Linked DNA regions of Mus musculus: regions 1, 2, 4 and 5 are each linked to region 3. The links are chromatin loops, found by intact Hi-C in ENCODE. Cell type or tissue: heart. All regions are shown on one strand.

The links. Hi-C counts contacts between places; a loop is a spot of excess contacts. Peaks named below come from ENCODE experiments on the same cell type or tissue, not always from the same donor. Only the 100,000 strongest peaks of a DNase experiment are listed, where the experiment ranks them.
Region 1: a loop joins it to region 3, with 3 times the contacts of the local background. A loop is called at or near these places in 4 of 42 quality-filtered maps.
Region 2: a loop joins it to region 3, with 5 times the contacts of the local background. A loop is called at or near these places in 40 of 42 quality-filtered maps.
Region 4: it touches region 3 in a loop (3-fold over the local background); 2 of 42 quality-filtered maps call a loop at or near these places.
Region 5: a loop joins it to region 3, with 8 times the contacts of the local background. A loop is called at or near these places in 40 of 42 quality-filtered maps.

The regions. Positions count from the first base shown.
Region 1 is chr9:30,424,066-30,429,065 of GRCm38, forward strand. Snx19 (sorting nexin 19) reads left to right here and starts at 3,264. Exons shown (of 11, transcript NM_028874.2): 1 at 3,264-5,000. The coding sequence starts at 3,503. It overlaps Gm30933 (predicted gene, 30933), which reads right to left and starts at 2,913. Exons shown (of 3, transcript NR_169179.1): 1 at 2,802-2,913. In heart, no CTCF peak of the experiment used is centred here; a DNase peak (open chromatin) is centred at 2,986; H3K4me3 peaks cover 1,559 bases; H3K27ac peaks cover 1,057 bases; H3K27me3 peaks cover 657 bases.
Region 2 is chr9:30,955,071-30,960,070 of GRCm38, forward strand. It overlaps Adamts8 (a disintegrin-like and metallopeptidase (reprolysin type) with thrombospondin type 1 motif, 8), which reads left to right. Exons shown (of 9, transcript NM_013906.3): 6 at 1,426-1,609; 7 at 3,844-4,016; 8 at 4,132-4,307. Among named protein-coding and RNA genes, the nearest start is that of Adamts8, 15 kb to the left of the region's middle. In heart, no CTCF peak of the experiment used is centred here; no DNase peak of the experiment used is centred here; H3K27me3 peaks cover 1,291 bases.
Region 3 is chr9:31,080,526-31,085,525 of GRCm38, forward strand. It overlaps Gm17508 (a long non-coding RNA gene), which reads right to left and starts at 2,056. Exons shown (of 2, transcript XR_870609.3): 1 at 1,676-2,056; 2 at 115-497. In heart, a CTCF peak has its summit at 2,025 (motif pointing left); a DNase peak (open chromatin) is centred at 1,906; H3K27me3 peaks cover 2,475 bases.
Region 4 is chr9:30,732,313-30,737,312 of GRCm38, forward strand. The region is part of intron 1 of Gm31013 (a long non-coding RNA gene); the gene reads right to left. Among named protein-coding and RNA genes, the nearest start is that of Gm31013, 47 kb to the right of the region's middle. In heart, a CTCF peak has its summit at 2,534 (motif pointing right); no DNase peak of the experiment used is centred here.
Region 5 is chr9:30,939,772-30,944,771 of GRCm38, forward strand. It overlaps Adamts8 (a disintegrin-like and metallopeptidase (reprolysin type) with thrombospondin type 1 motif, 8), which reads left to right and starts at 2,791. Exons shown (of 9, transcript NM_013906.3): 1 at 2,791-3,830. The coding sequence starts at 3,066. In heart, CTCF peaks have their summits at 757 (motif pointing left) and 2,914; DNase peaks (open chromatin) are centred at 750, 3,170 and 3,470; H3K4me3 peaks cover 1,945 bases; H3K27ac peaks cover 721 bases; H3K27me3 peaks cover 3,690 bases.

The DNA of each region.
Region 1 (5,000 bases), 660 kb before region 3:
TGAGCCTTTTTCTGGTTTGCACATATACTACTCTTATTACACTTGAGTACGTTCTCACAGCCGACTGTCCCTCTCCTGGCTCTCATTCATTGCCCGTGTACCTAGACAGCATAGTTTTAAGTTTTAGCACCTCACTTCTCGGGGTGTTACGGGCCTGACTCTTTGCCATTTCTCTCTATTCTAAACATTGCTACATGCTCCAATCCTGTTTGCTTCTCTTCTACGCTGAGGAGCAAAGCATCTGAGGAGAGAACAACTGAACAACATACATTAATGCCATGAGAGACTCATGCTGCTGACCTTGGCTAGCTCCTCTAAGCCTCTGTCTTTTGTGTGAATTCCATTACTTCCTGTTTTCCAGCAACAACTCTACCCCATGCCCTGTCTCGGCTCACCTTCAGCATCGTCAGAGTTCTCTCCCTGGCCTCGTGGCTTTGTTTTGGTTCCTGTTTTTGTTTCCAGCACCAGTGATTGAATTCAAGGGCTTGAAGAAGCTCAACAGCATTTAACGGCTGAGTAACAGTCCTGGACTTGTGTAATTTCTTTCTTTATTTTTTTGAACAAATAAAATTTGAGTAAGTGGTTCAGGCTGCCCTTGAGCTCACACTGTAGTCCAGGCCCAGGGCACCCAAGTCTCTTGTAATACAGCCCACAACACCAAGCCTGCCTCATCTTCTATTTTTCAAGAGAATCTGAGGGCTGGTATGGACTTGTTCCAACCTGGCCTTTTCCTTTTGTTCTCATAGTACCTGAAAGACCATCCCTCCCTCAGCTCCTACTTTTTCTAGTCTATATGTCCCTAAAACACACTCACTTCTTTTCTGTTTGCAAATGTAAGAGTGAGCAGGCATGAACCACCCCAGTCCCTCGGTCACTACCCATTCTTTGTGTTTGTTTTATTGCTCCGTCTTCTATCGCAGCATCAGGTTACCTCATGTTAAACATGACGTCATGCTTAAATGCACTGCTCTTTTTGTGTGGCTGTCCTTTGATGAGCCTGAGAATACCTTTGGGTGAATTGGTGGCTTTTGTCTTCTTAGCCCTAGCACGCCTTTAATGGACTGAGAAATAGCAGGTCGGAAGGCAAGCGGCATCTCTTGAGAGGTGAGTGACCGGTCAGCCTCCCCCACCACAGGCCCACACCATTCTCTATCAGGCAGGGCTCTCACCTCCTCCCAATGATTAATCTGTTTGGATCCTAAGATCTGTCCTAAATCCCCAGGCAGAAGCTCATAGCCATCCAGATGACAAGTGCATTGGCATGTCCATCAACTGTGCTGCAGAATCAGGAAGACACTCTTGGCTACCTCAGAGCTTCAGACCATCTGCTCAGGTGGCACAACGCCCACTGACAAGGTCAGTTCGTTGCTACCCTGCACTTTCGGTCTCATGATGCATGGGAGGTTTTTCTCTGAGCTGCAGAAGCGAAGTCCTAAGTGGTACCATTAGTTCTCCGCCATTTAAGTCTCTGCTGTGACTCTTGCGTGGGCAGCAGGGATATTTACTTCTCTAGAGCATTACTGTCAGGTAACTGTTCCCGGAACAACAGGATAGTTTGGGAGGACAAGACAGGCAGTCTGCAGGTCTCACATTCCTTTCAGTTGGGAGGAGGATACAGTGAAAGGATGTTCACCCTGGCAACATGAATTAGTGCTTTGTAACTCCAGAGATCACCTTGCCTGCCTAGAAACACTTTGATCCTAAACTATATTGTTGGCCTTTGAGGCTGTTAGTTGTCAACCACATCCAATTGTAGATGATGGTTTCCTTTGTATTCAAATAAAGTTATTACCTTGACACCAGCAGTGGAGACAGAAAAGGAAGCTGTAAGATCTCTCTGGTACAGGGTTGTTTTATTTTGCTTGGTTTTTTTTTTTTTTTTTTGCGGGTTGGGGGTTGTTTTGTTTTAGTTTTTGCTTTTTGTTGCTTTGTTTTGTTGTTGTTGTTGTTGGGTTGTTTTGTTTTATTTGGTGAATTTGCCTAAATCCTTCAAGGCTACAGCAGAGGACAGACTGGTAAAGAGCGATGGCATTCATCTGTGTCCAAATGGAAAGGAGAGCCACACTGCAGAGTCCAGAAGGACCAAGGTGGAGGCTTCACACAAAGAAGACATCAATGCTTCTACACATAGCCAGTGCCACTTTCAGATACTGACTTTCTTTGTAGGTCACTCTTTTTGAGTTGACAACTGGCAGATGTGTTCAAAGCAGAACACAGACAGGGGCAAATGTGTTAGAGGGTAAACTAAAAACAAGACGTCTCTTCCTCTGCCTTGCATGCCTATGCACATGGGAAGAAAAGGAAGCCGACAGGCAGAAAAGTCTTCAAGATTCAGCACGAAGGCTATCTTCTTAATGGGTTCCCTTTAACCATTGCGATTCACTAAAATCATTCCAGAACGTACTTAAGATTTTGCAATTCACTATATCTTATAGGGACTCGCTTTACTGAAAGCTGATTTACGTCAAATAAACTCATTCCCCCAATTAGCTTCAAGGGCTACAAGGACCCACTCTTCAAGCCAGTGACTAAACATAGGAAATACTCTCTAGAAACCTGCCCCACATCTTAATACTTACCTTTGACTACTCCGGAAAACAAAAGAGGTGGACTGTGAATTGAGTAGAGTTGGGAGGGGGGTCGGGGGGGGGGGTGGAGTGGGGGTAGAGGTGGGGCGTTCTGGAAGAAGCAAGGAGAATTTTTAAAATCCCTCATCAATCTAGCTCCCAACAGTACGTCTCCAAGGGAATTAAAACAAAGCTCATTACGGAAAGTTTCCCTAAACCTCTAGAGATATTTACAAACAGCACTTTAAAGAGCCTGGGCGAGTATCCGTTTTGGCCCAGGTGAGCACGGGCTCTGGGTTCTCAGCTTAGCAGAGCGGTGTGTACGCCCACCGTCACCACCGCTCCTCACCACCAGGGGGCGTCCGTGGCTCCGATCCACCAGGCCGCTCTCCCAGCGTACCCCGCTCCCGCAGGCCGCGACCCGGAAGCTGTCGCCGGCTGCTAGCCGGCCCGCTGCTCTGTCCACTTTGGAGTTGCGGAGTGTAGTGGCCTGGGCGGCCGGAGCTTGTTGTGGCTGCTGGCCGCGGCGGTCGGAAGGATCCCCACCCCCCCAAGAGTTCGTTCCCAGGGGCGCAGTCTGAGCACGGGTCCCCCAGCGACGTGTGACCCGATCTGCCGGCTGCTGCTTCGGAGTTCGTAAGTGTCCGTGGGCCGCGCGGGGCTGCGAAGAGACTCTCCGCCTGGGCCATGATGGAGGCCGGCAAAGTTTTCCTCATCTCGGCTGGAACAGGCTAGTTGATGGGCCCTGTCGACAGAAGCGAGCGGGAGAAGCAGAGCTTTTTCTGTCGCTCTGCAGTGCCAGTAGTATCGAAGGTCCAGAGTTCACTCAGTAGCAGCTGGACTTGTTCTCTTCGGTGACAGTTCATGCTCCCACTCCTGACACCAAAATAAAATCGGAGGCTGTCATCTGTGGAAACATACCTGTCCTTTCAACCATGAAGGCACAAACAGTGTCCCCTACCCAGGGGACTATCTCCGAGTCCAGTTATGTCCACAGCAATCTATGGAGTAGCCGGAAGCTAATGATCGTGGGGGTCTTGGTGGGCTGGCTACTGGTCATCCACCTTCTGGTCAACATGTGGCTTCTGATCCTTCTATGTGCATCGCTGGTAGCGCTGGGAGGATGGCTGGGCTCCACTGCCATCCTAGGGGCTTCAGGTCAATTGCACCTGGAACGATTCATTACCATCACCACCTGTCCTCCATGTCCCGAGGCAGAAAGGCAGCTGGAACAGGAGATTAACCGCACTATCCAGATGATTATCCGAGACTTCGTGTTATCCTGGTATCGTTCTGTGAGCCATGAGCCGGCCTTCGAGGCAGAGATGGAGGCAGCCATGAAAGGGTTGGTTCAGGAGCTTCGAAGGCGGATGAGCATAGTGGACAGCCATGCTCTTACCCAGAGGGTTCTGACTCTCTGTGGTTGTCACCTGCAGAGCTATATTCAGGCAAAGGAGGCTACTGCAAAGGAGCAGAGCTGTCCAGTTCAGCCCTCCCAGCTGTGGGATGCTTACTGCCAGGTTACAGCTCCCCATCCTGCCATGAGCTGTCCCACCACGGAGGTCACTTATGCACGTGGCATTGTGAACTTGATACTAAAAGAGTTAGTGCCCAAGCCCCACCTGGAGACGAGGACTGGACGCCACGTTGTGGTTGAAGTTATTACTTGCAATGTCATCTTACCACTGATCAGCAAGCTATCAGATCCTGACTGGATCCACCTTATTCTTGTGAGTATCTTTTCCAAGTACAGACATGATGCAGCACAGGGAACTAAACCCCCCTGCTCATCCAGTGTCCTAGAGCAGCCCTCGGTGCCCACATCTCTGCCATTGATTGTTGAAGTAGAGAGTCTGCCAGTAGGAAAAGCATCTTCTCCAGCAACAGCCCCAGTACACTTGACCTCCAGTGAGCCAGCCCCTTCCCCAGAGATTGAAGAAGGCCATGAAGCTGTAGAGGGAGATTTGCCTGGGATGCTCGAAGAAAAAAAAGTAGGAAATAGCTCATCCCATTTTCTACAGCCAGATATCCGAGGCCCCTTGTTCTTATGTGAAGACTCAGAACTGGAGTCACCACTGTCTGAACTGAGCAAAGAAACCATCCTGCTAATGACCCCAGGCAACTTCCTTTCTGACAGGATTCAAGATGCTCTGTGTGCCCTAGACGACTCCGGGGCTCTGGAGCCTAAGGATGGCGAGGGATCTGAATGTATGGAAGGAGCAGAGGCCGAGGAGGCCCCAGGGACAGACACAGAGACAGGCATGCTGGTCTCCGTGCTTAATTGCCCAGAGATCCAGATTGACACAGCAGACAAGGAGGTGGAGCAAGGAGATGACACCTCTCTTACAGCTTTGCTGGAGGAACCAGAAAAACCCTGCCCCCTACGGCCCTCATGTTTAGACAAAGATCTCGCCAGTGGTGTGTGCTCCCTTG
Region 2 (5,000 bases), 130 kb before region 3:
AGGTGGGCACTCAGTAAGTGAGAGCCCAGAGGAACCCACTATAAATAGAGAGAGACATGAAGTAGCAACATTGCATAAGGGCTGAGTATCCACAGCCTGCCATGTTTGAGCTGAGTTCCTTAGTAGAAATCAGAGAGTAAGTGTAATGGTAAGAATGTCTACTCCAAGAGGAGGGGAGAAGGGATCCGAGTGGCCTGTGTCCAGAAAGAGAAACCTTGGCCCAGTACTGAGGAAACTTGCAGAAACCCCAAGGCAATGCCAGTGAGGGTTTTAAGTGGTTCACTTCTTCTCCCTGCTCTTAATGCATCCAAACAGCAAGGCTGATCACATTTCTCCTTCTGCAAGTCATGGGGCTTTCGTGATGAAATACCATCCGATGAGTTTCACAGCCTGGGTCCTGCCCAGTGCTGAATCGCCACGGTGGCCCGAGCACGTTCCAAGGGCTGTCCTCGGTGGCATGCTCTCGGTGCTGATTTGGGAGCCTCCCTGGGCTGTGGAAGCCACACATTCTCACCCAGAGCCTGGGCTGGTACAGTGTCATGGATTCCAGCTCAGCCATCTCCTGGTCTCCCCATTCATTCTTCTCATGGTGTTGAAAGAGAAGAAGGTTCCAGCCACCTATCTCAGAGGCAGAACTCTGAGGGTGACAGAAAACAGTCATAGGATCCGTCTATCCTTAAGGTGAAAAGGGCAGGACTAGAAACTACCCTTTGTCTGCAGCATCATGCCTCTGTCAAATGAATGCATCACTGCTGTAGGACATGATATTTGGAGCAGAATGGGAGGATTCTATGACAATTATGGGAGTGGTTTCTTTCTGTGCAGTGGCACATTTTTAAAGCTTGCTTTCTTTCTTTTCCTTTCTTCCCATATTTATTTTTACAGTCTTCGGTTTTTATTTTTATATGAGCAAAATGTTCTTTAATAATAGGGGGAAAAGTCATTTAGAACCCTTGCTGGAGCTGTCAACGGAAAGGCTTTGTGAGGATTATGCACTGTTGGTTATTTCGAAGAATCATTGTCTTGACCCACTGCTAGGGGCATATGTCTTCCCCGGGTGAGGCAGCTACAGTGACTCCAGACTCCTCCCATTGTGGACACCATGGGCACCAATGGAAACCTACTGCACCAGATGCAAACTTACCCATAAAAGACTCTCCCATACTCATTCAGCAGCTATTGTGTTGGGCACTTGGGTAGGGTAAGGTACTCTTTATATATTCTGTGCACTCACAACAAACAAAGCTACCTCTGTGCTCATGAAGTCACATCCAAGCGAGGCACGCCATCATTAAGCAAGCAATCGAAATAATTTGCAGGACTCCATACATTCAGATGAGGAAGTCAGGCCCAAGCAGCCAGGTGGCATAGAGGACTGAAACCTGCTTCCCTTTGGTCCTGATTTGGTGGCATTGTGTGTTACAGGCTGTGGTAGATGGAGACTGGGGTCCCTGGAGACCCTGGGGACAATGTTCTCGCACCTGTGGTGGAGGGATACAATTCTCGAACCGTGAATGTGATAATCCAATGCCTCAGAATGGAGGAAGATTTTGCCTGGGTGAAAGAGTCAAGTACCAATCATGCAACACAGAGGAATGTCCACCAAACGGTAATTACCTGCCAGGATAGGTACAAGGGACCCAAGAGGGGGAGAGCCCTCATCCAGATTTACATGGGCTCTGCAAGATGTCAAGCTTGGGAACAGTCCTCAGGCACCCAAGACTGTTCTTACTTTAGGGAGAGGACGGTGATATCAAAGGAAGAGATTCCTCTTGTCCTGGTCTTCTGAGCTGTTGAGAGACAAAGCATGTCACCCCCGAGCAAATCTGAGAGGGACCTTTGAAGAGGGATTGTGAGGAGGGTAATAACCCTCTAAGAGGCATCTGAAACCTTCTCTATGCTGATGGCAGCCTTTTCCAAAGCAAGTGTCAGAGCCAAACCTCCAAGGTCTCTCCAGCCAGCATTCAGCCCAGGCAGGAGGGAGGGTTTCTGGATGTGATTGATTCCTGGGTACATTCCTTCTGAGAAGAGCTGCCCGTCTTCCCTTGGAGCCATAGCAACTGCCTGACAGAGCCTTCCCCAGAAGGAGCACCACCTCTGCCTCCCCTTGCTCATTCCTACCCCCCTAGGTCATGCTAGAAAGCACACACATGAATTCAAAGTGGAGAAGGGGGAGCAATAGCCAATTTAGAAAAGGGAATCAGAATTTTCTTTTTTTTTTTTTTTTTTTGGCCTCCACCCCATCCAAGTGCCAGTTTGGGCAGCTCCAGGAAGCGCTGGCAGCATGAAAAGGCTATGGAAGCTTTAGGAGAAATTCTCCCAGCTGCCAAGATAGATGCCCTGGTGTTGGGCTGAGGATCTAATAGGGAAGTCTGTAGGCTCTGCCGTTTTGTTAGACAGGGAGGATCAGCAGTAGACACTCTAGAAATTGTTCTCGGGTACTAATGAGAGTTTTCAAGGTAGGTATGAATGATAGGTGACATAACTTTACATGCACTGAGGTCAGCCATTTCTATCAAGTCAGTGCCTCTGTGTCTGTAACTATAGTCGACACAGAAGGTATAAATGCACACGCATGGTCTCTGTCCTCAAGGACTCTGCAGTATGACTAATGATGAACTCTTTTGCAAAGTAATCGTGGCTTCCTGTGTAAAGCAGCAACCCTGAGTGTATGGGGAATCAGGGAAGGAAGCTCAGAGAGGGAAGGCCAAGGAAGGTCCAGATGATGATATGCTGGTGAGACAGGAAGTTATGTGCCAGGATGAGGTAGGTATGATAAACCCCATCAATTGCTCAGGAGGAGCCAAATAGAAGTTGCAGCATGTCAAAGCCAGACCAGAAAGGTCCTTAAAGACTGAAACAGCATGTGTGGATTGTCCATGACAACTGTCCCATCGGGTCACCCTGATGCTTTTCCGGGTACAGCCAGGACCCCTTTGGCAGTATGCACTCACAAGCTTAACACTGTACATCTGGGTTTAAAAGTCTCCATGAGCCATTCAGATGTATAGCAAGGGTAGAGATGCATGGTGGGAGGAGCAGGCTTCACTCAAGATTGGTACAGGGAAAACACATCTGAAGGGAAGATTGGTCTGAAAGCTGTACACATATGTCTTCATGTATGAGCACTGGAGAAGCTCACAGGAAGCTCAGTGCTGGGTCCCTAAGGCATGGCATGAGGCCTGGGCTTGGGCTTACGAGAGTTATACGCAATCATCCAAAATGATAAATTTTCCTGAATTTAGCAGAAGATGTCAACATGGTAGATTAGAAATAGCACAGAGAGATGCTTGAATGTCCAGGATGCTGGGGTGCCAGTCTCATTATAATGAATACCAAACCAAACCAATTATCGAAAGAATAAAATAATTCTTGTAGGGAGTAATTATAGTACCTGCAGATGGAGCTCTCCCATAGATAGTCAGAATCAATAAAGTGAGCTGTAGAGGCAAGACCGGGGCTAGAAGTGCCAGTAAGCCTTTGCCACATGTCCGTTGTTACTAGGGAAATCAGCATAAAGTATAAACAACAGAGTCCTGAAAGTAGAGCTCGGTATCAGGCACTCAGATGGAAAGGATATTTGTACCAGAAATCCCAATGTGAGGCCGCATGGCTCCTTTTCTTGGTCCTTTGAGAAAAGGTCACACACACACACACACACACACACACACACACACACACACACACTTCCCCCACCCAGGTATGTCTAGAAACAGTGGGCTTGTGCCTGGGTCCCTGGGTTGAGTCCGAAGCCTAGAGAGAAAGGAGGCCTGGATTGGGATCTTTCTCTACCATAGTACTTCAGCAGGTAAGTTACTCTGAGCCGTCCCTTACTCTTCTCAGGAAAAAGCTTCCGGGAGCAGCAGTGTGAGAAATATAATGCCTACAACCACACTGACCTGGATGGGAATTTCCTGCAGTGGGTCCCCAAGTATTCAGGAGTGTCCCCCCGAGACCGATGCAAGCTGTTTTGCAGAGCCCGTGGGAGGAGTGAGTTCAAAGTGTTTGAAGCTAAGGTAAGAATCCCCCCCCCCAACTGTGACAGGGATTCGAGGACAGACACGTGTTGCCTTCTCCACCTGCAGATGGCTTCTGTGTGCTGCCTGCCCCCTCTTACCTTTCCTTTCCCAGGTGATCGATGGCACTCTGTGTGGACCGGATACTCTGTCCATCTGCGTCCGGGGGCAATGTGTTAAGGCTGGCTGTGACCATGTGGTGAACTCACCTAAGAAGCTGGACAAATGTGGGGTGTGTGGGGGCAAAGGCACTGCCTGTAGGAAGATCTCCGGTTCTTTCACCCCCTTCAGGTGAGTCTACTAGAGGTTGTACCTAGGCAGAGGAACATAAAGGGTTCTGAACACTGATGGCCTCGAGCTTAAATAACAGCTGCTAGTTAATAGTTGTGTAGATGGGTGGGGGTCTTATAAAGACTTCAAGACTCCATTTCTGTACTGAATGTCAATGGTTGCCTCTTCTCACAGTCATTGTCAGGATCTACTGAGGTGGGAGGTGTGGGGCGCTTGGAATAGAATCTGGCTTTGAAGAGAATGGGATGGGGCAGCTGTTATTTCACTAGGGCTGGAGGCCACATGGATGGGAATGTGTCAGCTCTGAGTCACTGAGTAACACTGGATTCAGCCACAATACATTTCCCTTAGGCATGTTATAGAGAGGACATCTAACCCTAAGTGAGCCCTGGCTCTCCATGCCTAGATCTTCATCAGAGAAGAGGACGCAAACCAGCAGCTCAGCAGCCTTGTGAATCTAAGGGCTTGGAGAGAGTCTCACAGCCAAGCACCCCGCATGCGTTAGAGCTCCTGGGGTACCCCAAAGTGCTTTCTTTCTACCTGGCAAAAACTGCTATTCCCTACCTTGGGATTGAGGGACTGAAACGGGAAAAGATTGACTCTTCTAAGGTCCCACTGAGAGTTAGTGATAGAGAACTTGGATATCTTCTTCTTCTTCTTCTTCTTCTTCTTCTTCTTCTTCTTCTTCTTCAT
Region 3 (5,000 bases):
GGCACGGAAAGACTGGGCGTGAGGGTTCTGGTGGAGGGAGAGCCAGCACACTGGAGCTATATTCCAGTGCTTGGGGAAAGTAAGCTTGGTCCCTGATAAGAAATCAGCAAGTGTCTTTGGAGTTTACTAAATGAGAGGGGAATATAAAGCATTTAGAACTTGGGCCACAATCACAGAAGTCAACAAAAAGCCAACTAACATGATGCATGCCACAAATCCCAGTGAGTTGGAGGCTGCAACAGGAGAGTTACTTAAGCCCAAGAGTTCTGAGAGCAATCTGGGCAACACCCCCAGACCCTGTCTTTGTTGTGACCCTCAGCATACTTCCTCCTCCTCCTCGGCAATTAGAACCCTCAGCAAGGACACACACCAGTTGGAATCTCTTCACAGAGCAGGCCGACTCCTCCAGCTCTCGGATGTTCTTTGAAGACTCCAGCACTGGGAATGGTGTCAAGAGATGCTTTGCTTATGCTGGGCGTGCCATATCTTCAGCTTCCCTAGTAAATGAGCAGAGAGACTGGAAAAGCAAGCCTAAATGTGTCAGATTTATTTAACCTTTGAGAAGAAACGCTTTAGGGAGCGAAGGTTTCCAGATATGTTGAATAGAATGGAATCCAAGCAGTGCCCACCCTGAACTGAGAGACACTTCCAGGCGGCCACAGGAAAAGGAAGGTCCCATTGACTGGCTCAGCAGGTAAAGGCATTTCCCATGGAGAATGACCCCAGTGTGAAAGGAGAGAGTGGACTCCTGAAAGTTGTCATTCCAACTGAATCAAAATGTATTTTGTTTTGTTTTGTTTTGTTTTGTTTTCGAGACAGGGTTTCTCTGTATAGCCCTGGCTGTCCTGGAACTCACTCCGCAGGCCAGGCTGGCCTCGAACTCAGAAATCCGCCTGCCTCTGCCTCCACCTCCCAAGTGCTGGGATTAAAAAAGGCTTGCGCCACCACTGCCCAGCTCAAACCGTGCTTGATGGAAGCAGATACAGAGACCCACAGCCAAATCGGAAGTTCTCAAGGAGCTGAGGGAACCTTGAAGAAGGGGGCAAAAAGGACTGTAGGAGCCAGAGAGGTCAAGGATACCAGGAGAACTCAACTCCCAGAATCAGCTCCTGGGAGCTCACAGACTGAAGCGGCCAATCACTGAGCCTGCGTGGGTCTGCACTTGGTCCTCTGTATGTTATACTTGTCGCGTGGTGTTCCTATGGGAATCCTAACAACGGGATGGGGGGCGGAAGGGGGGGGGTGTCTCTGATCCCTTTGCCAACTTCTTAGGGCCCTTTTCCTCCTATTCAGTTGTCCAGCCTTAATATGAGGAGGGTTTGTGCCTAGTCTTAATTGTACATCGTTAATGCTGTGTTTAGCTGATGCCCCTTAGAGGCCTGCTCTAAGATGAATTAAAACAACCAAACAGAAAGAAAGAAATTTTAAAAATGCTTAAGTCCCCCATAGCTGTGACCATGCACCCACTTTCCTGGCCTCCCAGACTAACGCCAACCAAGGCATCAGCCAAGGAAGCTTGTATCTTTCTTTGTTGTTTGTTCTAAGACAGAGCCTCACTGTGTGGCTGGATCCAAACACACAGAGATCCACCTTCCACCTTCCTTTGCATGCCAAGTGCTGAAATTAAAGATCTCTATCACTGCACCCAGCCCGAGCCTGCAACTCCAACCCTTACCTGCCTCTGTCACAGCAGGGAATCTCCTTCCACATGAGCAGTGTTGGAGGCTCAGGAGTCACTGGGCCTTAAAAGGAGTCTGCCCGGTTTCCTGCTGCACTGCCTGCGCCCCAATTCCCTTAAGGGCTGAACCTACAGCATAGGAACGCTGATGCAGCCGGTCATGGAAGGCCACCTTCCCAATGACACACAACAAGTACAATGTCGCCCTTTGTGGGAACATAGGTGGTCAACTTCCGTGGATGCTATGATTGCTTGGGCGGAGGCTTCCTTCTGAACCATGCTTCTATCTCATTGCGCCGCACTGACCGCGCTTAAGTACAGTGTGTGAGCGCCCCCTTGTGTTCTACCTGGAATGAACTGCAAGGTCGGAACTAAAGTGAACTTTCTGTAGTCTTTACAAAACATTTAAAATCCAATTAAACGTTTTCTGTTTAAGCACCTAATGAACTTGTCCAAACTATCCAAATGTCACTTGGGTTGTTTTTTTTTTCAAAATCCCTTAATAACAAAATGGAGTTGTTTGGTTCCATTAACCCAGTTCCATGAAAATTCTTGTTTCTCGGGTAATTGGCATGTTGACCTTTGGAATCGAGAAATCCGACAAAGGGGATTGCCCTAGGTGCAGTGGCACCCATCTCCTGCCCCCAGCAGACTTTCTAACCATCTTTTTCACAGCCTGGCTCAAGGCAGAGGTACCTGCGAGTCGTGGACCCTGATCCCTCTGCAGAAGCATCGTCTGAAGCCAATTTTCCACAGAAGTTTAGGGCTCAGGGGACGCTGGTGAGGAGTAAGAGCCAGTCCTGGACTTCAGGATGGAACATGATGATCTGCTGCCCATGGCCAAGACCTCAAGGAAACATGTCTCCATCCACATTGCCCCAGGCAGAGGAGTAAGAGGAAGCAGATGGTTTGGCCCCTGTGGAAGGGAAATGCCCAGGAGCTACTGGAGGTAGCCAAAGGAACAGAACGGGAAAGATCTGGAAACAGAGGCAATGCAGTCCAGCTAGCGAACGTTTCTTTTAGCCTTTTCCACATGTGCCTTCGCCAGCGAGTTTATTACCTGGCAAAAGAGTTCTGGCAATTTAGATCCCCAGGTGGACACGGTCAGGCCTCCAGAGAAGGTCAGAACTCCACTGTTGCCCGGACAGCTGTAGCACACACTCCCCTTGCTGAGACATCGCAAGCAGGGCATTTGCAGGGCATCTCTGGGCCTGATGCTCCTGTGCAGCAGGAATGGCTGACCTGCTTCCTGGACACGTTGCAGAATGAAGCAGGAGATATCTACAAGGTGTTTGCTGCATGCCACTGATTGTCCCTGCCACTCACGCTGTTCAGCAGATGAGCTCAGGTCTGTTCATCTCTAATACCCAGCAGTGGACCCAGAGGGACAGGGGCAGGGGGACAAACAGTGAAAGTGCAGTGAGTCCTCCTCTCACAACTTGAAGTCATTCGAAGTCTTCCCAGGGGGCCTGGGAGACCTTCCAGGCTAAGGTTCTTTCCTGCTGAAGTGGAGGCCCGTATTCGTCACTGTCTAAAGGTTCCCTCAGAAAACACCTTACACTGAGAAGCTGAAGGGTTGTATAAAAGTCCCTGCACACAGCCAGTGTTGGCTTGGTCTATAATGTCCAGTTGCCACTCACTGAGTTTGACAGCTTAAGTTGTCCTCTAACTTCAAGTCAACATGGCATCCTGCATCAAGTGCCCTCTGTCCCAATCAGAGAGGGCACCATGCTGAGTTATTGAACAAAAAGTCTTTCCTCCTGCCGTGGCTTATATGAATAACTCGGTGTTTCGTCTTGTTTTGCCACGGTTAAATCTTTCAAACAGATTTCCTTTGTTCCTGAGTCTATGACCCTGTGTTGTCCTGTAGACTGTCTAGGCTATGACCCTCATTAGGGAGGGCTAAGGTGTGCTCTCCTTTAAGGGCTGGCCTCTGGATGTGCTCCTGTTTGAGGGAGCCTCCGCCCTTCCCTGGAGGAACTCCTCTCATTGCCTCTACCCCTGCACACCATGTTCTTGGAGTTCAGGCTAGGCGGGACTTGAAGAATTCCCCTGTTGAGTTAAGCAAGACCATATGGAGTGGCAGAAAGCTGGCGCACAGATAAGCTGTTATGGATCACGGGTGTGGTGGAAGAAGCTACGATAACCTCGAAGGCGAAGACGACGTGTGGGGGAAGCATATGAGCTAAGAGGAAGGGAAAGTTGAGCCCATGCCCCAGGAAAGCAGGGCCCTCCTGCTGGAAGATGCTGAGACAACGGAACAGACCGACAACAACGGAGCCTATCCACCTACGCCTGGAAACACGGGCTTTTTAGGAAATGAAGGGAGGTGAATGGAAAGGGCGTGGCATACAGCTGCAGGCAGAGGATGACAGAACTGGGATGGAGAGGTGGGGGACAGGATGACCTCACTGAAACCTGGAGTTGGGAGTCTCCATTAAATATTCTCCCTGCGGGTCTACAAATCTGGCGGCCATTAGTGTGACATACACATCTGCTCCGTGCGGCATTGGACAGTCATTCTGTGAGCGGCAGGGCTGCTTGCTTCCTGTGTCCCGCTTTCCACGGTCTCTGTGTCATGAGCTCAAAAGAGTTGTCTCAGAGCAGAGCTGGGCCACAGCTGTCACTAGGACTTGCTGGCAGGGGTTTGCAAGCACCTGTCACCTCTGCACCTGCCAGAGTCATGCGTGTCTCTCCATGGAAGGCAAGCTTGCACCATCTTTTTTTTTAATTAATTATTAATTAATTAATTAATTTATTTATTTTATATGAGTACACTGTAGCTGTCTTCAGACACACGAGAAGAGGGCGTTAGATCCCATTACAGATGGTTGTGAGCCACCATGTGGTTGCTGGGAATTGAACTCAGGACCCCTGGAAGAGCAGTCAGTGCTCTTAACCGCTGAGCCATCTCTCCAGCCCACACCATCCTTTATGCATTAAGATCTAAAACCAGGAGAGAAATAGCCTGCTCTTACTATGGGGTTCAGTCTCATCATTCCCAGTAGCATTCAGTAGCTTCCCAGAATCCCTTGCAGATTGTCACCCCACTTCAAGTAGCTTGGCCTAAGATATCTGTTCATTGCTACCCCCCATCCACCATCCTTAATCTAAAAAATTGAGATGGCTCTGAAGTCACCTGCTTGGTAGATGGACCCCTATTCTTCCCAGGCTGGCAAAACCAAAGGCAGGCACTTGCATGACTAGCCTAGAGCAAGGCCCAGCCTGGAAATGAACCTCCGAGCTTAGAAAGCTCAGGGGGAACTCATGCCTGGAAAAATAACTCCCACATGCTGGTTCACACCTTTCAGCCACCCTGAGG
Region 4 (5,000 bases), 350 kb before region 3:
AAGCACAAATGAGTTCGAAGTCTGAAAAACAGACTTTTGACTAAATCCTAAGTGTCGAGCAGGAATAGCAAAATCTAGAAACAGGATAAAAGAAGATTATGTAGACAAACACTTGAGACCTTATCTGTTCCAAGAGAGAAAATTCAACTTGTTTTAAAACAAACTGATAACATGATCACACTCTGAGTAGCCCATTCTTGTGAGATCTAACCTACTTCCTGGAGATGAGTATCAATCTCTATCAGAGGTGTGGCAGGCAATGTCCTAGTCATTCCTCATAGCACTATCTTTGTGTCTAGTAGGTTTGCTTATTTGCAGGTTTGTTTATTATGAAAAAATACACTAGACATAAAATGTATCATTTTAATTATTTTCAAATGTGCAATTCCAGTAATATTAAGTATATTCACTTTGCTATACCGCCTTTGTAAGTTTCAAAGTCTACATCACTGGTAGAAGTGGGACCCCGTGGTGGTACCATCATTCCCACCCACACCCACACTCAGGCTCTCTCAGAGAACTTCTGGCACTTTTCTTTCTGCATAACACAGAGTGGTTTGAACACAGAAGTAAATAAAGCCCAGGCTTCTCTGCCCCAGACTTTCATCTAGTGTCTAGTTTGTGTGAAACTTGACATCTTTCACCTGCTTCTGACACATACTTCCCAGGCTATGCCTTAAACAGGCCCCGCTTAGCTGACATCTGCCTTTCTGACCTGCCTGGCTCTGCAGGGCATCTGGGATCTGGAAGAAAGGGTGTTGTCAGGATGCTGTTCCTGGCACAGAAAAGTAGGTCTGCTGCCTAACATAGCATGGGCCGAGGTGGGGTTCCTAGTTCCTTTCCCAAGGCCTTTGCTAACGCTCTGTGGGGTTCTTTAGGAAGTTACTCTGTGCTTCACTGTCAGGAACAAGAATAACAGATCCAGTTTCTATATAGTTCCTTGCTGGTGATTCATATGACCCCGAACATTTTAGGTCTTCCAGATGCAAAGTAAGAACGGTTAACTCTATTTTAGGAAAATGGTCCGGATTTTGGTTGATGATAGCTCATGTTGGCATCATTTTCAATAGATGCCAGCCAATATGCTTGATGATCTGGGCCAGATTATCAATAAATAGATCTTAGAAACATTTGCCAGGCACAGTGCTTGCAAAGTTCCTAAAGAGCCTGATAAACAGGAATCCTCTCCGGCCAAATGTATTTCTTAATGTGACCTAAGTCTCTATCACGGGAAGCTGGGCAAGCCTTTGCAACTGGCCTAGCAAGCCCTTTTAGCGTATTTACTTAAGATCAACATCTAGAGAAGAACCCACAGGCACCCCTCCTATGTTCTCTCCCCATGATGGCAAGCCCTCATGCAGGTCTTCTTTCATATGTCCCCTGCAATGGCAGGAAGAGGCCGTGAAGAGACCATAGAGAGGAAGTCAAGGAGACAGGGACCATCAAGAATAGAGGGTCGGTCTTCCCCCTCTCCCTCTCACCTATCCTCACTCTGTCAGAAAACAACCTCCTTCAGAGATGCCACCCTTCTGTTCTGAGTTTGTGGCCAAGACTCCTAAATCTCTGGTCATGAGAATACCTGGAGGCATCTGGGATGAAATCAAGTTCTCCTCATATATTTAAGGAAGGGGCCTCGGGAATATATGCATGGCTTTCTCCTATGAGTAGTTTCCTAGTACTGTGTTATCATTACAGCTAAAAATACTCAACCATCAAACAACAATCAACCCCCAACATATTCTTTGGGTGTATTAATGGAACACAGAACAGCAAAGAGATCTCTTCCTCCCTATGGCTGATCACATCTGTAATAATTCTTGCTTCTCGGGTTTCACCATTCTCAGGTATTATCATTCAAGAGAAGTATTGATACATAAAGAATCTTCCCTAGCTATGATTACTGTTGCTATGATAAAACAAAATGACCAAAAGCAAGGAGGAGAGGAAAGGATTTATTTGGCTTGTATTTCCACATCATAGGCCATCACTGAAGAAAGTCAGAGCAGGAACTCAAGCAGAACAGGAACCTGAGGCAGGAGCTGATGCAGAAGCCATGGAGGATGCTACTTACTGGCTTGCTCATCATGACCTACTCAGCCTACTTTCTCATAGAACCCAGGACCTCCAGAGCTGGAATGGCACCACCCACAATGGGCTGCTCCCCCGGCTCCCTATCAATCATTAATTAAGAAAATGCCTTACAGCTGGATCTTATGGATGTCTCAATTCCTCAGTAGAGATTCTCTCCTTTCAGATGACTCTAGCTCATGTCAAGTTGACATAAAACTAGCTTGCATAGAATCTTTGAAAAAACAAGGCCTGTGGCTTCAGTAAAGAAAATTGTTACTGCCTTGGAATGGATAATTAGGCAAAAGTCATGAAAGATGCCTTCAAATTCTCAGAGACTTGTCACATGAAGCAAAACAGGAATGAGGTTAATGGGTAGATACTCCAGTCCTGTATTACTAAAAATCCTCCAGCAGAATGGTCTGAGAAGTGGACTGGGTATGTTTCATGGCTCTGGGGCCATTTAAACAGCCACTAGATGACAGCCTGGCATTAAACACTGTAAATTCCAGCACTGAGAAGTAGTTCAAGAAAATGATATCTAAGCACTATATATCGTTTAGTTTTCTAGTCTTACAGATAAAACAGCACCCAGAGCAGGAATCCGTTTCTGCAGAGTGATAGCCCTCAGAAAACACAGCTGCTTGGAATTCCCCATTCGAGTAGGGTGAATAGAAATGGGAAGACAGACTGGGTTGGAGCTCTTAACAGGGGAGAGAAGAGGCTAACGGAAGGGAAAGAGATCACAAGGCATGTACATATAAGACAATTCCCAAGAGTTGGGAGTGGGGTTGATGGCCTCTAGAGGGGCTTTATGAGGAAAGCTCCCCAATAAAATGAAAAGACAAACCTCATTGAGGAATTTATAGCTCATAAACAAAAGCCTGGGAACCTAACTGTGGGGCATAGGGCTAACCCTGGAAAGTAGGCCTGCTTTTATCAACTACCCCAAGTCCCCAGGCACTTTCTCACCTTTAATTAACAAGGAGATGAAGTAGACACCGAGAAACTCCCTGTAGTTCAGCCCCTAGGAAGAATCCCTTCTCACCTGATGTCTTCTGTATCCAGCAACAGAATGGAAACAAAACAGAAATGCAGGCACTGACCAACACAAAAATTCAAGGCGCTAATGATAGCCAAGGCGCTGATGATGACGACTGTGATAAGCCAAGAGCAGAGACACAGGAATCCCAATCCTGAGCCTGACTTTTCTTTGTGCTGCCCCTGTCAGTGGGCCAACCTAAGCATCTTAACTTACCAAAGTAAACTCTCCATTCTCCATCAAACATCAGAACGGAACCACAACTCAGCCCCTTCTTTGATGATAATAAGCCACTCCCTGCACGTGCCCCAGGTCTTACTCTACAGTTTGGGAAGAGATGGCACAATACACTCACTTCATGAATTTATGACTTAAAATTGAAAAACAAGAGGTGGGGTGTGTATAGTGAAATTCTGGAGTTGGACTGCCAGAGTTTGAAATCTACTGCCGTCTTTTGCTGAAGACTAACTGGGCAAAGTATTTGACTTTTCTAGACCCCCCCAACTTCTTCATCTACAAAAGAATAAATTTTATAGTACCTAACTCAATGTGGTGCCAGATATGCAGATGTGTGCTTTGGGAAACTAACAACATTCCCATAAAGCTTTCATACCCTACTTTGGTTAACTCTTTTGACTACATAGCTTACAAAATCAGTACTGAATGCATGGCATTTCCCTGCCACAAGGTCAAAATAAGGCTGCTACTAAGTGCTGGATGAGATGAAACTGTCCTTCTATCCTATAAGATGGAGCCAGGCTAGCTCTAGACCATGAAGGAGACCACAGAAGGAGAAGTGGTCTCACCTAATATACAATAGTGCTGACGGCCTGAAAGATCAGTAAGTGACCTTGCCTTGGAAGGTAAATCCTAAATTGATTTTAGAGTTAATATCTGTAATCCCAATACTCAGGAGACATAGGCAGGAGGACTGTCACAAGTTCAAGGCTAATTTCAAATACATATTAAGTTCCAGGCTAGCCTGGGGTATATAGTAATATCCTATCTCAATTTTAAAAGTAATGAAGTGTAAAAGTCTGCCTGATTCACACAGGACCTGTTTATTTTCTTAGGCTTGGTCTTCTAGATTTACCAGGGACTCTGAGACAAGATCATTTAGTCATTAAGTTAGCCTTTACTGATGACCTAGAGGCAGACACCACACACATGGGCAAACAAACACAGGCAAGGTCAGAGAGGAGAGACAGAGTGCATAAAGAGCCTAAGAAATACTGTGAAAAGCAGAAAGACAGTAGTTGTGCTCAGCAGCCAGCCCAATACTGTCTCTTCTTTGTATTCTGAGAGGCTCCCTCAAGCTTCAGCCTCCATCCTCCTCAGAACCCTTTTCCTAGGAAAGTAACTTCTGTTCACTTAGAAACCAAATCCATGTTGCACATGTGACAGCCAGCATCTACAGTACCATATACTACAAGAGGCAAAATTTCCCATCATAGACTTGATTTTTTGATGCTGTATAGTATCACGCCTGCATATGATGCATTGTTATTACATTTACCTCGCGTCCCTCTCTTGTCCCATTCAAGCCAAGTCTTTTCTTCTGTCATGTAGGCCCTGCTTCTGTCTCTCTGTCTTCAGACTTGGTATGGTTAATCACAGCTGCTGTGCGTTCATAATTGTATCAGCCATGCTATATCCAGACTAGAGTACCCAACTACACTCTTCCTCGTCCTTTGGTACCCATAGATCTCTGCCCCTTCTCCTTGATATTCCATAGAAAGGGTAACATAGATGAGCCACTTGAAGCCACCCAGTAGCCAAATATTCTTCAGGATTCATCCAGTTATGGATTCCCATTTGACCATTGCCCACTGCCAAAAGAGGCTTCTTTGACAAAGGCTGAGAGTTGCACCCACTCCCTGAGTATGAGCCC
Region 5 (5,000 bases), 140 kb before region 3:
ACAACTTAAAATGTACAATAAGCCTATAGTACAAACCAATACAAAAGCAATTAATTATTTAAACACTAATTAAATAATTAATAGATGTTAAATATAGACTTATAGACCAAACAAATATATCTTAACTTTTCAAATAATTCCACATTCATATTCATAGCAAAAAAAAAAAAAAAAAAAAACTTATTTTGAGCATCTTACTTGCTGAGAATCCTGTATGTGGCATCTCATGCCACTCCAAATTTAAGAAATTTAAACTAACACTGTTTTACATTCAGCCAACAACGTTTCTATAGAAAAATCCAGATGGTGAATATTCTAAGCTCGTTCGGCCCTATCCTGTATAGCTCAAATGCAGCCAAAGGGTCTGTGAATGTCTCTTGCCAGTAAACTCTATTACGAACACTGGAGTTTGAATTTCATGGCATTTTCAAGATCGTGAAATAGTAATCGTTTATTTTTTTTTTACATTTACCACTTAAAATATGTAAAACATTTTTCTTTAGCACATGGAATATACAGAAGCAGTCTTAGTCCATGCACCGCAGTTTGTCAAGCCTTTATATTCTTTGAAGCTCAAGACGTTAATGTAGGAACTCCAAAATCGGCCCATTTGAGATTTTCCATGGTGGGCTGGGATAGTGTTTGTTTTGCTGTATGGACTTCACCAACCAAGCTTCTCAGAGTCCTCTCTGCAAGTCATCCGCCATCCCTGCAAGGCTTGGATTAAGCATAACTAAGGTACGGATGACACCTTGTGGTTGCATTGCGAATGGCAGGCATTTCCCTGGAAGTTACCACAGGGGCATCAGGAGGAATCCAGCAGGTCTCTACCTAGCAGCCAGGCTGGCTCCCAAGATCGTTTGCCAGACAGCAATTTTTGTGTGGTTGTAGTTGTAGTTGTTGATGAAATTGGGCAAAGATGAAGCCCAGTTCAGTGTCTGCCTTCAAAGTAGTTCTTTCTGTTTTACAACAGTAGCAGCTGCAATTTCCAGAGATTTCCCAAATGAAAACACAAGCAACACTTAGTTTCCCCGAGCCTGGTTATAGCCTCTAACATCTAAAGAGAAAGAAGAAGCTGGGCACTCCAATAAAATAGTAGTCACAAAGAAGAAAGAAGGCACTCGCACACGTGAAGGACCTAACTACTATGGAAAACCAGAAGTTGAAAGCCAGGCATGAGGTCACAGCACATACCTGTTTGAGGCCAGCCTGGGCTATGCAGTGAGTCCCTGTTTCAAGAAAGAAAAGAACAACAACCAGGAAAAAAGAAAAAGGAAAAGGATACACTGGAAAATACTGAACAAGGAACTTAATGGCTAAGACCAGTAATTGAAATGTCACCACAGCCCTGAGGCAAAAGGGATTGCTCATTTAACCGTACAGGTCACACTGTCCCAGGGATATTAAACTGTTGAGGGATGAGCATCTTGTTCATTTTTGGTAGAAAACAGAGATGCTTTCCATTCCCCTGCCTCTAGGAGTGTTTTACCCAAACTTCCAATTCTCTATACAGCAAAGGAAGGAGATTCAACCACTCCTTTGCAGTCCTATAAAAGTGGAGAGAGCTTGCGGTGCTGGGGCCTTTCCTTAGGTTCTGTAGTGACACAAGTTAATTTAAGAGACTCCTCTTTGTAGGTAACAAGTCCCAAGGAGTCTTTTGCATAGGCCAATCCTTCACAGCTACAGAAATGGATTGGATCGGCCAAACGAAGTAAGAATGACTCAACTGTAGGCACCCTCACATAAGCAAAGAGCTGCGTAGTTGGGGGTAGGTGAGCTGCCAAATGCTGTATCCTCCATGATTGTCTCAGAAAAGACACAGGGCGAGGGGCTAGGACTTGTTCTGGTACTGAGAGAACGTTGATTCTGAATCCAATCTAGACCTGCACCGGTAATACTAGAGTGGATACAAAGATTGTGGTTTGTGGTCTTAAGACGGTCATCACTCTTGCTGGATCCCACTCTCTTCTGTAGGAAGGTGGCAGAGTGAATTATCTCCCCACATATTTAGATGTATTTGGAGCTGTGGGCAATACAGTATAAGGGACCTGGCCACCTTTCCCCGTGTCAGCAAGGCAACTGGCAGAGCTGTGCATCAGAAGACAGACTGGTGAAGTACTTCCTCCCATAGGAAACGAGAAATGTAGTGGTATTGAATCCATTTTACTTTCCTGGTAGTAGCCTCTCACTACCCCCACTATGCTCAGAAGCAAGCAACAAAACAACCTTGACCAGGTGGCATTTTTAAAGTTCTGAAGTGCTCCTAATGGACAGCGTGATTCCAGTATGACTTTCCTACCTCTCACTTTGTATTTGACCATTAAAGGCTTTGGAACCTTCCCACAAACCTCTTTTAACACTGCCAGGTTTGTACAAAAATCTGCATACTGTCTCTGAGGCCAGAGCAGGGTGTGTCTGTCCCCAGCACCTGGCTCTTGCACAAGAAGAAGCCAGTGTCTCTCCCATCTAGGACTCGCCTTCAGGGGGACTGTCCAGCATTACAGGAATTGGCATGGGTCTTCACGTAGTCACGTAAAAAGGAAAAAAAAAAAAAAAGCTGTAGTTGACACTTAACTACTTAACTATCGGGAGGGGCTCACTGACTCCTGATTGGTTTTACATTTCATCCCTTTTTTTTCCCCTCCTCTCCTTTTCTGTTTCTGTCTCTGACCCCAGGGGAGGGGAAACGGGAATAGTGAGCGATCAAAAATAAACCTCTTATGTCAAAGCCGGGAAGGAAGTATAAATACGAAGGGCTCGGCAGCCCACTCGGTGTTTCCCGAGGAAGGAGGCGACTGCACGGGACGCCGCGGAGGACGCGCGCTCGCGGCCCGGGGCGCCAGCTGCTCGAGTTCTGCTAGGTTGGCTGGCGCAGGAGGAGCGGGCTGCGCGATCCAGAGGGGCCGCCAGGGGACCGCCGCGCCTGCTGCCGCTAGCCGAGTCGGCCTCCCCATCCGATTGATCATTTTTCCTGGACAGAGCGGCCCGGCCGCCTCGGGCCACCAGCACCTGCCCGCGCGCGGCGATCTTCTTCCCTCTCCCGCGCTCCGCAGCACTCTGCCCCCATGCTCCGCGACCCCACCACCACCGGGTGGCCGCCCCTCCTGCTGCTGCTATTGCAGCTGCCGCCGCCGCCACTCGTCTGCGGCGCCCCGGCGGGGCCGGGAACCGGGGCGCAGGCCTCGGAGCTAGTGGTGCCCACGCGGTTGCCCGGCAGCGCGAGCGAGCTCGCCTTCCACCTGTCCGCCTTCGGCCAGGGCTTCGTGCTGCGCCTGGCGCCTGACGCCAGCTTCCTGGCGCCGGAATTCAAGATCGAGCGCCTCGGGGGCTCGAGCGCGGCGGCCGGGGGCGAGCCGGGACTGCGTGGCTGCTTCTTCTCTGGCACAGTGAATGGAGAACGGGAGTCGCTGGCGGCGATGAGCCTGTGTCGCGGGCTGAGCGGCTCGTTCTTGCTGGCAGGCGAGGAGTTCACCATCCAGCCACAGGGCGCTGGGGACTCCCTGGACCAGCCTCATCGCCTGCAGCGCTGGGGGCCGGGACAGCGCCGCGAAGACCCCGGGCTCGCTGCCGCCGAAGTTTTCCCCCTCCCTCAAGGACTGGAGTGGGAGGTGGAGATGGGTAATGGGCAGGGACAGGAGAGAAGTGACAACGAAGAGGACAGGAAGCAGGACAAGGAGGGGTTGCTCAAAGAGACAGAAGACTCCCGCAAAGTGCCACCACCCTTCGGATCCAAAACTAGAAGCAAGAGGTTTGTGTCCGAGGCTCGCTTCGTGGAAACACTTCTGGTGGCTGATGCGTCCATGGCTGCCTTCTATGGGACCGACCTGCAGGTAGGACCTTCCGCAGACCCTGACTAACAGTCTATTGCCTCTCGATGGTTTTCAATTCTTCCCTTCCCACGGGGGGGGGGGGATCCCTCGCGCTCCCAAGCCCAACCCCAAAGGGGACTTTCTTCTTTCTGAGAAACAGCAGTAACTCCATTAGCTTCTGCCTTCCCGGCTTCCTACTTCCCAATCCCTAAATCCCTTCCAATTTACAGTAGAGGCGCTGGCTCTGTCTCTTCCCAGCATCCTGAGTCTTCCACAGTTCCCAGGCACCTGCTTCTCCCAAAGGGAGATTAAAAACTGCTAAAGAGCCCTGTCCTTCCTGGTCCTGCTTCCCGCAATTCTCTACTATCTGAGACTCTCTGAGACTTCCTAGGAGAGGAAGCTGGGCTGGGACAAGGTAGCTGGGACTGTCTTTGGGTACAGAACTGAGGTTCCTGTAAGTAAAAGTCGTTAGAGGGAACCGGACCTGGAAAGAGACTGTCCAACTTCTGTATGCCCAGCTGGTTCTGATCAAGGGGCATGGGCTACCTTGCCAACCTGGCGCTCAACCCCGGCAGAACTTGGCAGTGCCAACATCCAGCTCAAGAAGGAAGGAGAACAGAATTTCTGCCTGGGGGCTCAGCCCAGAAAACTGAAGTTTCAGTGAGAAAGGGGAGGGAGCAGGGCTGAAGGGTGAACTTTGTCATTTACTGTATTCAAAGGAACCAGGGCTGAGGTTGGTCCACCCGGTGGCCACCCTCAGCCCAGAATCAGCTTCCAACTGACCTAGGCAGAAAAATTGAGTTCAAGACATTATTGCTAGTAGCTGAGCATTCTTTACTACATGCAGTTGGTGCTGACTCAGCAAGAAGTGCTCCCAATCCCTCCCTCAAGATAGGGCAAAGATCTTACCAGAAGCAGAAAGGATAAGGGTCCCATTTTCTAGAATAGACAGAACCATAAACATTAGCTCAGCTAGAGGAAACTGACCTGTCCAGAGATCATAGTTTCTCAGGCAGAGGATCCCAGCACTGCAGCAGCCCAGTCAACCCTTTGGGCAGTGAGAATGTCCTTGATCAGGTCCCTATCCTAGCTAGATTCAGCCTGTGCCTGAATCTGTCTTGGGTGTGAAGGGCACGGGCGTTCCCTTTGTAGAGTGGCCAGGCAAAAAGACAGCTCACCTTCTGCTTGTCA